Regions from separate parts of the Homo sapiens genome. Here region 2 is linked to region 1. Evidence: chromatin contacts called from ENCODE Hi-C or POLR2A ChIA-PET data. All regions are on one chromosome and are shown on one strand. The core of a region is the stretch at or near the end of the contact, and the rest is flanking DNA. Distances in the headings are between cores, read along the strand shown.

Region 1 (5,394 bases), core at 1,212-3,711:
GCCACCATGCCCGGCTAATTTTTTGTATTTTTAGTAGAGGCAGAGTTTCACCATGTTTGCCAGGATGGTCTGGATCTCCTGACCTCGTGATCCGCCCGCCTCGGCCTTCCAAAGTGCTGGGATTACAGGCGTGAGCCACCAAGCCCGGCCAACTATTTTCTAATAACTTAACAGGTTTGTTCAGTCTTTTTATTTACACTTACTCCCTTTTAACTTCTTATTGCTTATGTCCACTTCCATTAGGATTTTCATTTAATGATATTTATTTAACAAATACCTATTAAGTGCCACCCTGGGCCTAGTCCTAAAATAGGAAGTGGGGAGATGCCAGTGAACAGCAATGAAGGATGCTTCCCTGCATTCATGGAGTTTTTAGTAAATGAAAACAAAACACCGGCCGGGCACAGTGGCGCACGCCTGTAATCCCAGCACTTTGGGAGGCCGAGGTGGGTGGATTACCAGATCAGGAGATCGAGACCATCCTGGCTAACACGGTGAAACCCTGTCTCTACTAAAAATACAAAAAATTAGCTGGGCGTGGTGGCGGGTGCCTGTAGTCTCAGCTACTCAGGAGGCTGAGACAGGAGAATCACTTGAACCCAGGAGGCGGAGGCTGCAGTGAGCTGAGATCGCCACTGCACTCCAGCCTGGGCAACAGAGTGAGGCTCCATCTCAAAACAAAACAAAACAAAAAACAAAAAACACCAACTTAAATATAAAACTAAAAACTTATGATAGACACTTGGAAGGCAAGATCTGGAGAGTTATGAGAGTGAAACTGGCGATCTAATTCAATCTCTCAGTTGGTAAAACTGTGAGACCTGAAGCATGGGCAGGATTAGCCAAGCAAAGATTCGATGGAAATCAGTTCAGTCATAAAGAACAGCATTTTCAAATGCACTGAAGTTTATAAAAAACACAAGTGTGTCCATTACATAGTGTGAGGGAATTGCCCATAGAGAGAATACACTTCCCAGGTAGCCAAAGTGGATATACTCCTTCATTTCTTCTTCTAACCTGAGTAATGAATATTTTTAATGTAATTAACAACACTTACAGATTTTAGGTATGATCCTAGATTGTAAACTGCTTGGAGGCAAGATCTATTTATTTTTAATTTTTTAAATGTTTATTTTTGTTAATAAAGATAACTTATTCATCTTTTGTTGAAATGGGGTCTCACCATGTTGCCCAGGCTGGTCTCAAACTCCTGGGCTCAGGTGATCCTTCTGCCTCAGCCTCCCAAAATGTTGGAATTACAGGTGTGAGCCACCATGCTTGGCCATTGACTATTTCTTATTCATGTTTTTGTTCCATGCATTGTTCAACACAATGCACAATAGGTAATGAATATAAGACTGGGTTTCTGAGTGGGACTTGTGTAATTAATTACACAGGATCCTGCACTTAGAAGGGCACACTCTTGCTTTAATGCTCAGATGCCATTGTTCTGAATTTCTTAATACTTTTTTAAAAGGACCCTGAATTTTCATTTTGAATTGAGCCCCCCAAAATTATGTAGCCAATCTTCAATGAATGTAAACTTGCTGAGTGAATTAATGATTCAAGGGCCAACAGGATCTAATTGGAATAGTTCTGCAGGTCATTTTTTTACTAGGGTCTATTATACTCCAGGCACACCATATGAGTCTCATATGAGTTATGTGATGGATGGCTTAGAAATGAGCAAAGTTCTCCTTTAGGAAACATCTTCAGTTCTCAAGTGTACTATTTCTTTCTTTCTTTCTTTTTGAGACAGAATCTCACTCTGTTGCCCAGGCTGGAGTGCAGTGGCGCGATCTCGGCTCACTGCAAGCTCCGCCTCCCGGATTCACGCCATTCTCCTGCCTCAGCCTCCGGAGTAGCTGGGACTACAGACGCACGCCGCCAAGCCCTGCTAATTTTTTTTTTTTTTTTTTTTTTTTGTATTTTTAGTAGAGACGGGGTTTCGCCGTGTTAGCCAGGATGGTCTCGATCTCCTGACCTTGAGATCCGCCCGCCTCTGCCTCCCAAAGTGCTGGGATTATAGGCGTGAGCCACCGCGCCCGGCCTCTCAGTTGTACTATTTCTTAAATAACACATTGAGCTCTATATTGATGTGGTCACTTGTGACTTACTCAGATATTACTGGAACCCTCTCAACTGAAGCAGAATTTTTTTGTGTGTAATTACTTCTCAAATCTACATCCCCAACACTAGGAAATGAGTAAGTTAAAGTCCCAGGCATTGTTTACTAGGCAACAGATCTCTTTGCATTTTGTAAATTATTTGCCACCTGTCGCATATCGCAAGTACGAGTGAGAGATATCAATGTGGAGAAATACATTTCATTCAGGACCATGCTGATGAGTCTACGGAAGTTTGCAGAAAAAGCAAAAGCAGTAAAAAACCTTCAATTAGGACGGATTAACCACATTATATGTGCGCCTGGTAATGAATGACTGAATTGGACCTTCTACAGCTGAAGCTTTGTGGCTTTGGGTGCCTGGAAGAACTAGTTTCGTTTTTAGTCTAGATAAGAACAGTGCTAAGAAATATTTATGAGAAGCTGGGGTAAATATTGAAAATTATTGACTGAATCAATCTTTTCAGAGTACGAGAAGCCCCTTTAAGAATTCAGAAGAATTTTTTTTTAGTTCATTAATCAGTTCACCAAGCTACAATCAAAATTTTCTTACTAAGCTTCAATATGACAGGCTGAGCTCTCACTATCTGTTTGGATCATGATCCATGGATTATGGCCTCCTTAGTGCAGTTGACAACTTAAACTGTTTTAGCTCAAGAGGAGTTTTTATGGGTACTTTTAGCAGTGAGTCAAAAAGGTGCCTGCAGAGTAAATAGGACTTTAAACGACATACCTTTCAATTCATTGCCTCTTGGCAAAATGTACAGATTCCAAGTCTATTTCATGAAAGCCTTCTATGGATCTCAGTGGACTACCTCATGCGTGTACTGAACCTGGGTTTGGGTCATCACTCCTTGTTCAACAGTGACAGAAAACTCTTTTCATTAATAACAATTGCAGAACATTATTATCTTTCAGATAAACTATTAACAGATTGTGAAATTAGTGACTAAAAACACTGCTTTGAAAGAAGGTGAATTTCAAACTTATGCAACCAAGCAGGACTGAGTAAATCCAGCATTATGTCTATTTGGTGATTATTTAGAGATGTGGAGTTATGATTTCGTTAATAGAGTGCATTCGTTTTGCAATGATGGGATATAGTAAACCTGTATCATTAATGAACAAAATATCATCCCTTGATCTTTTTTTCTGAAGTCCTCAGAGAGAATTCCTCCTTGGTGGCCTACTTATACATTGTACATCTTTCATGACACCTCATTATCTTCCTGTACTTAATTATTTTTATCATTTTCTCTCTTTCTCTCTAGCCAAATGCTCCTTGAGTATAAAGACCACTTTATTTATTTATTTATTTATTTATTTTGAGACGGAGTTGCCCAAGCTAGAGTGCAGTGGCACGATCTCCGCTCCCTGCCACTTCTGCCTCCAGGTTCAAGCAATTCTCCCACCTCAGCCTCCCGAGTAGCTGGGATTACAGGCACATGCCACCATGCCTGGCTAATTAAGAACACCTGTTCTTAATATCTTTATCCATAGTTCCTGGCAGATAATAAATGCTTATTAAATAATAATGAAAGGGTGCTTGGATTATTCTTCTTTTACATCATACCATGGTTATGTGTATCTTCTTAGTCCTGATGCCTAGGTAGCTATCAAGTCTATGGAAGGCAGCCTCAGTCCATAGAAAATGTATATCAGGCTGAAAAGTTTTAAGCACACATGAGAGTGTGCCCATATGTGATGGTGGAGAGACTGCTGGAAAGCAGAGTGTTTTCTAATTCTGGGGGGCATGAGTATCTAGATTGAGGAGCAGAGAGAGACGGGGTTTGGGAAGAAAGCAAACAGCACAGAAATTGCCTTGATGCACTGTACACACAGTGAACCACATCCTCACCCTTGTGGGGAGTTGCTCTCTGAGATATCTGGCTTTTGCTCTGACATCGGGAAGGAGGCACTCATTTTTTAAATTTCTGCTCCCAAAATATAGGCTTTAGGAGCGGGGATGGAGAAGCACAGTTAGACCCCTGACAATTTTGTTGTTGTTGTTATAGCATGGAAACGTTTTATCTAATGAAAAAAATTAGGAAGACATTTTAGTTGTAAAATATATAAAACTCTGTGGGGCAGAGTGCCAACACATTCATCTACAGAGCAACAAATATTTCACAGGTGTGTATAAAAGACATCTTGTAAAAAATTCTTTTTATAAACAAAATCAATCTATATTGGACTCTGCTTCTCCCCTTCTATAGAACCAGGATCAGTTCTTCATAAAAGTGTATAAGTACACATACATATATATGCATATACATGCACGGATATACACACATATGTATATGTGTGTGTGTGTATATATATATACACATATATACACATATATATATACACATATATACACATATATATACACATATATATATACACATATATACACATATATATACACATATATATACACACATATACATATATATACACACACATATACATATATATACACACATATATACATATATACACATATATATACATATATATACACATATATATACATATATATACACATATATATACATATATATATATAAAATCTACCTAGAAAGTAGTTAAATTAACTGCAGTAGAAAAGTTTAATCTGTGAATCTAATTAAGCATATTTTTTAAATGTCAATTGGAGGCCCATTTTAACAGGCAGGATAGAAGAATATTAACTAAATTGTGATAATTTATATAGCTCTCATTTCTCCTAATTTAGCTGTTGTAAGATATTTTTTCAAAAAAAAATTTCTTTTTAGCTGCACCAGTTTTCCCTTAACATAATTTCCAATGACAATATAAAATGCAATATATTTATTTATTGACATTTTAAGGTAATTTCTATTTTATTTTTCCTCTGAGATTATTTTAAACTTACATTTTCTTTTTTTGATTTTTTTTTCTTTTTGTAATTGTGCACCCAAAACATTTATTTTTTAGGTACTTGTGATAGACATTGCTCTCCCCTATTTCTGCTCCTTCCATGTATACACAGAATTGTGAGTTGTTGAAGTAATGGGAGACCATTTGCTTTAAGTCTGACTTCTCTCACGATAGGAGGGTAAATATTGGTTAGTTTAAACCAGTTATTTATCTTTCCAGTAATAGAAATGGAAATGGTCACATGATGTAACTCAGCTGATGAGACACAAAGGAAAGCCTGTTGGGAGGCACCTGGAAAAACTGTTATTACTTAATAAGAGGGACAAGGGAAAGATACGCAGTTTTGTAGTCTTTTTGAGGGATGAGAATGCAATAATTGGAGCTGC
Region 2 (5,294 bases), core at 1,769-4,268, 210 kb before region 1:
CTGAGGTTAATGCTATGCAGGGCTTAACTGCACCTATTGTCTGCCACTATTCCATAGTCTTCATAGGCTCCAAAGACAGATCTGACCACCATCCCTGAGCCAAACCAGAGTCTCTATGACCTTGTGAAAGCCCAGTGACATTTGGTAGGTGCCAGCATCATTGAACACTCCAACATTTGTTGGCTGCTTTTTTTATAGCATCATGAAACTGGAAATGGCAGATCACTATGTTTCTATTATTTTTAAATTGCTTCATTATTTTTTCAGTACAGCAACAATCAGATTTCTAAACTGTTTGTAGCTGAAATACTTCTGAAGTTTTATGACATCCAAATCAGACACTTTTCAATCTTGGCTAATAGTTAAAAGCCCTAACATTTACATAATAAATGTTAGCGCTCTATGTGTAGAGCATGCCTTTCAGTGGAGAAACACAAAATGTGTTATAAATATTTATCCAATTTATCATTGTACCATTACTAGGTGGATTTACAGTATGACTGTCTCTATTAAATTTCTAGAGCTTTCCTGGGGATAAAACAGAGGTAAACTTCTTAAGTCAAATGCATCCAATTTTTCTTCTAACAATCTCTTGAAAGACTTATTTAAGCAGTTCTTTACAGACTGCTTAAACATAGTTTAAGACTAGTTCCTAGTACATTTACAAAGCAAAAATGCTCCAACTTTAAATCTCTCCTTCCCTTCAGGAAGTACTGACTAAAAACCAAAAGGTATATTTTTATTATAACACAGGAATAATAAAACTTACATAGTGCTTCCTATATTCCAGGTACTGTTTTCAAAACTTTACCAATGTTAATTCCCTTAATCCTCTCTCAGTATTACTGGGAAGGGTTGTTTGTAACATTTCAGTTTTTCTGAATACTTAAGTACGACAAAACAAGTGACTGAACCCAGGCAGTTTAACTACAAACTAGGTGCTCCTAATCATTACTGTAGGGATATGTATTTGTACCAAGTGTATCCCACTTGATCATCTGTAAGTTGTTTTGCTTTTGTTTAATCATTGACTGCTAATACTAGAAACAGATGACTCTAGGTCAGAACCAAATGGAAGTCTTCAACCCTTTTGAGTTCTGCAAAGGAGAAGATATTTCATAATGTAAGCAACTGAATTTGGAGAAGACTAATCCACATAGCATTTCCAAAGTGTAATGGGAAAAATTTAGATGCTTTTGTAAATTTCAATTTACTTGTCATTTTTTTTTCCTCAGAGGAACCTGTCTTACAGTATCAACAATATTTTTAAGAAATGGAACACCAAAGAAGTTAAAATATTGCTTCATATTATCTACTTCAATAAGAAACCTAGTGAAGCAAGAGGTTCTTGGATTATCTATATATTTCACTGACATGCCTCTTCAATTTGGATATAACACAAATAATGAAAAATTAATTATATATAGTTATATATTATATTTAGATATAAAATAATTTAAAAACTATTATATAATGAAAAAGTTATATATCTTTGTGTGTGTATATATACATACATATATATGTAAACATACATACAAACACATAAAATTAAAGATATAAAGTTAGACAGTAATATAGGATGGTATGTTTTAAGGGGCAAGTCTTTATTGAGAAATATAAAAGTAACTAAAGGAAATCAGAGAGGAAAAACATTTTGGTTAAGTCAGCTTGAGAATAATAACATCATTACTTAGTATTTATATGAGGCATTTGTTGTATTTGTACCTGCTAGATCCCACATATCCCTACAAATAAAGTAAAGTATCTCTAAAGTGATAACACTTATTCAGTCATGATAAATTTCAAAGTATAATATTATGTAATATGTTTCCAACAACCTATGTCAATATTTCCACTGTAACTCTTCCATTGAAGTCTACTCAGCCTTCTAGATGGGACAGCATATATTATGCATATAATTAGTGCTTAAATAATTTTCTAAACTGTAGCAGATGTGTAAAATTTTGGCTGCCATTTACATGCAGAAATTAGTATATATTACACTGCTCTGCATTGTCTTTGCCAAATACAAAGACCCTTTCTTTTTCCCAATTTTTCATTGGCACTCCTTTCTAAATCTGTGAGATTCCCTAACTGAAAAACAAATACTGTCAATTTCTGACCTCACAAATTCTGCCTCAAGTCCAGCCATTAAATGCTACTGCTTCACATAAACAATGACAGAGCACGAAGAAAAGGTGAGGCAATAAAGGTTCTCACCACTGCTGACCACAGTCTCCTTCAGACAGATCAACTTTGTACTTGAACAAAATGTGCTCAATGACACTGGCTCTGTCCCCATGGAGAAAACACTCCCCTCCCTGCCCCACCCCCCTGCCTATGACCATTTGCTAAAATTGTGCACTGCCATCAGCTCTCCCAGACTTGAGGCAGCAGCGAGGGGAAAGACAAATTGGCTCATGAGCCCAGAACATGTTTCTATTGGATGGACTGCAACAGCATAAGCAGTAAGGGTAAAGAAAATCTCTTGAGGCAAAAAAAAGCAGTATCACAACACAGGTTATCTGAGCCTGTCTCCTCCTCTGCACTCCACCCCCATACCTAGAGAATTCCACTGGTTTTCTAGGGCAGTTCCCCAAATAGCTAAAGTAACACTCAACAAACTACCTAAAAATTACCACTGAGAATAAAATAGAAAAGTCTCAGAATTTTTAGAATCATTTCATATACAGTATGTGTCTAGTATCCTTGAATAGTTTTTCAGAAAAAGATCCATATTAACAATAAACATACAAATAAAAATAGATGACAACTATAAACTATGGAACTTGTACCAAGTATCTACAGATGAGTCTATATAGCAAAAGGGTATTGAAGCCATCACGTTAAGCATAGATACTTGAAAGAGCTTAGTCATCACAAGGTGCTCTGTTCTAAATGGCAATCAGAAGCTGTAGTGCATATTCTTAAGTGCTTAGTTAAGATGAAAAGTATGGAGATGTTGGGCCTCACAGGAGCGTCAGCCATGGCAACACAGTTTTTTTTTTAACAAACCAGAATGTGAACGTGAGAGGGGAAAGCACAGAAGGTTGTCACACGATTTTTTTTTTTTTCTTGCTATCACACCAACAACATTTAGGCTGAAAGCCTGGATCTGCTAAACACTCTGCTCGGGTGCATTAAGTGAGTAAAGGAATATATCTGTGATTTCTACACTCTCTACCTGTGCTGAAAACAGGTGGCTTTTATTAGAAATAGTTGTTGTATCTTCCTTTGTATTTTGTACATGTTCCTCTCCTAATACTGGGCACTGTTTACACATCTTCCTTCCCTGGTGACAGCCTCCAGAAGGAGGCTCATGCCCACAGTCTATATCAGGCCAAGAAAACCCCATAAGTGTTTACCAAGTGAATGAGTCCTGACTATATTTCAGAATATAGGATATTCTGTCCAATAAAACAGCTCTCAAACATTCCTTTTGCATCTCTTTCAGGGTCCATAAACTGACATACTATAGCCCCATTTTTTTCTTCATTCAAATATATTTTTCTCTCCTCTAGTCTTCTACCATTTCCTCCTTTTCTCAGTTAACTGCTTACTACTGTTATCCAAGTACAAATTTGTGGCTCTGCTCCCACCTAAGTAAACAATATGGTCACCTGTTAGAGGTATCTGTATCCTAAGCTTGTAAGCTTCTCATATACACAAGCCTTAGAGACAAGCACAGAGAAACAGTCCCAGGAGTTGACATGGAAAGAGCAATACAGTCCCAGCTCAATGGTTAAAAATCACATGAAGTGAAATCAGAAAGTTGCTTGTTCAAATCCCAACTTTGATATTTATGAACAGTGAGACTTTGGGTTAATTATTAAACCTCATTGAATTGTAACCTCCTCTTCTATGAAAATGAGGATAAGAATACCAGGCTAGGGATAACGTGAATATTAAATGGGGGAATATATACAGGGGCCTCAATTATGGTCTGGTACTCAGAAAAGGAAAATGACCAGGCTGCTCTCACTCTCCTAGCACGTTCTTTACCTTGCAACCCCTGGTTCCCATCACTCAGGTCAATTTCTCCAGAGATGCTTGAAAGCATCCTTTTCTCCTGTTCCTTCAACATTTCCTTTGTCAGAGTTTGCCAGCTCACCATCAAGTTAAAACCTCCTTTAATGAACTAACCCAACAAAGCCTCTAGTAAATCTTTTTTTTTTTTTTTTTGAGACAGAGTCTTGCTCTGTCACCCAGGCTGGAGTGCAGTGGCGCGATCTCGGCTCACTGCAAGCTCTGCCTCCCAGGTTCACGCCATTCTCCTGCCTCAGCCTCCCGAGTAGGTGGGACTACAGGTGCCTGCCACAACACACGGCTGATTTTTTTTGTATTTTTAGTAGAGACGGGGTTTCACCAGGATGTGTTAGCCAGGATGGTCTCGATCTCTTGACCTCGTGATCTGCCCACCTCAGCCTCCCAAAGTGCTGGGATTACAGGCGTGAGCCACCACGTCCAGCCGCAAATCTCCTTTAATGAATTAACCCAAACGAAGCCTCTTTCACTGGACTATAGTATAGTTTAGTGCAATGAAAGAACACATATCCAGGAACCAATGAGACCTGTGTTCATTGCAGCTCTCTCACCCGCTAGCTACATGACCTTATGCAGGTACTCAAAACTCCCTGCCCAAGCCGTACCTTCACTTGGGAAATTGTGTTCAAGAAACAGTAGCTCCTAGAGTAGCTGTGACAAAGCTTTCCTCAGGCCAAAGTAAGAATCAACTCATGTTCATTTCACTTACCATTAAGAAACTGGGCATCTGTTTTTAAAAGGAGTTGATATTAAAAGTAAATCATTTTAATAGGTTAAATTTGATTATGAGAAGTGACCCTTTTCAAATGTCACTTACTAAAGAAGTTTTCTTTCACTTTCCCTCCCTTCTTTTCTTGCCAAGTAGAATAAACTCACAGTAGTGAATTCAGCACCTCCCAAGCTATATTATAGATAATTTCTACAAGTCTGTCTACTGTTCTTGATTAGGAATTATATATTTTGGCAACCTAAGCATTTCAAATAAATGTTTGTAGAATGAATAAGAGACAGAAGGGCATTTCTGGGTGTCCAGCTATCACATCACTTGACAATACTGTAAAGCTTAGTCACTGGTCCTTGACCATGACTGTATATTATAAATAAAAAATTCCTACATCCAGCCTCCACTCCCAGAAATTCTTATTTAGATAGTTTTGGCTGGGTCCCAGGCATAAGTGTATTTTAAAGGCTCCCCAGATGATTCTAATGATGGCTACTCTGAAGACCACAGGTTGGTTTACATATACTAA

The links. Hi-C counts contacts between places; a loop is a spot of excess contacts on that map. ChIA-PET counts read pairs that join two places held with the same protein, here RNA polymerase II (POLR2A). Pooled maps may share reads with other maps.
Region 2: a loop to region 1 is called in a pooled map, with 2.3 times the contacts of the local background. The contact joins two enhancer-like sites. A Hi-C loop is called at or near these places in 1 of 37 single-sample maps with no recorded cell type and 4 of 50 pooled maps. POLR2A ChIA-PET finds 5 or more read pairs at or near these places in 4 of 52 experiments (CD4-positive, alpha-beta memory T cell, T-cell, activated B cell and 1 more).

What each region holds. Positions count from the first base shown.
Region 1 is chr3:152,190,823-152,196,216 of GRCh38, reverse strand. The region is part of intron 1 of LINC02917 (long intergenic non-protein coding RNA 2917); the gene reads left to right. The region is part of intron 1 of LOC101928166 (a long non-coding RNA gene); the gene reads left to right. Among named protein-coding and RNA genes, the nearest start is that of LINC02917, 12 kb to the left of the region's middle. Within about 2 kb of position 2,461, at least 7 of the 41 ENCODE cell types and tissues checked have a DNase peak (open chromatin) inside an H3K27ac peak, as active enhancers do.
Region 2 is chr3:152,400,920-152,406,213 of GRCh38, reverse strand. The region is part of intron 2 of MBNL1 (muscleblind like splicing regulator 1); the gene reads right to left. Among named protein-coding and RNA genes, the nearest start is that of MBNL1-AS1, 130 kb to the right of the region's middle. Within about 2 kb of position 3,018, at least 20 of the 41 ENCODE cell types and tissues checked have a DNase peak (open chromatin) inside an H3K27ac peak, as active enhancers do.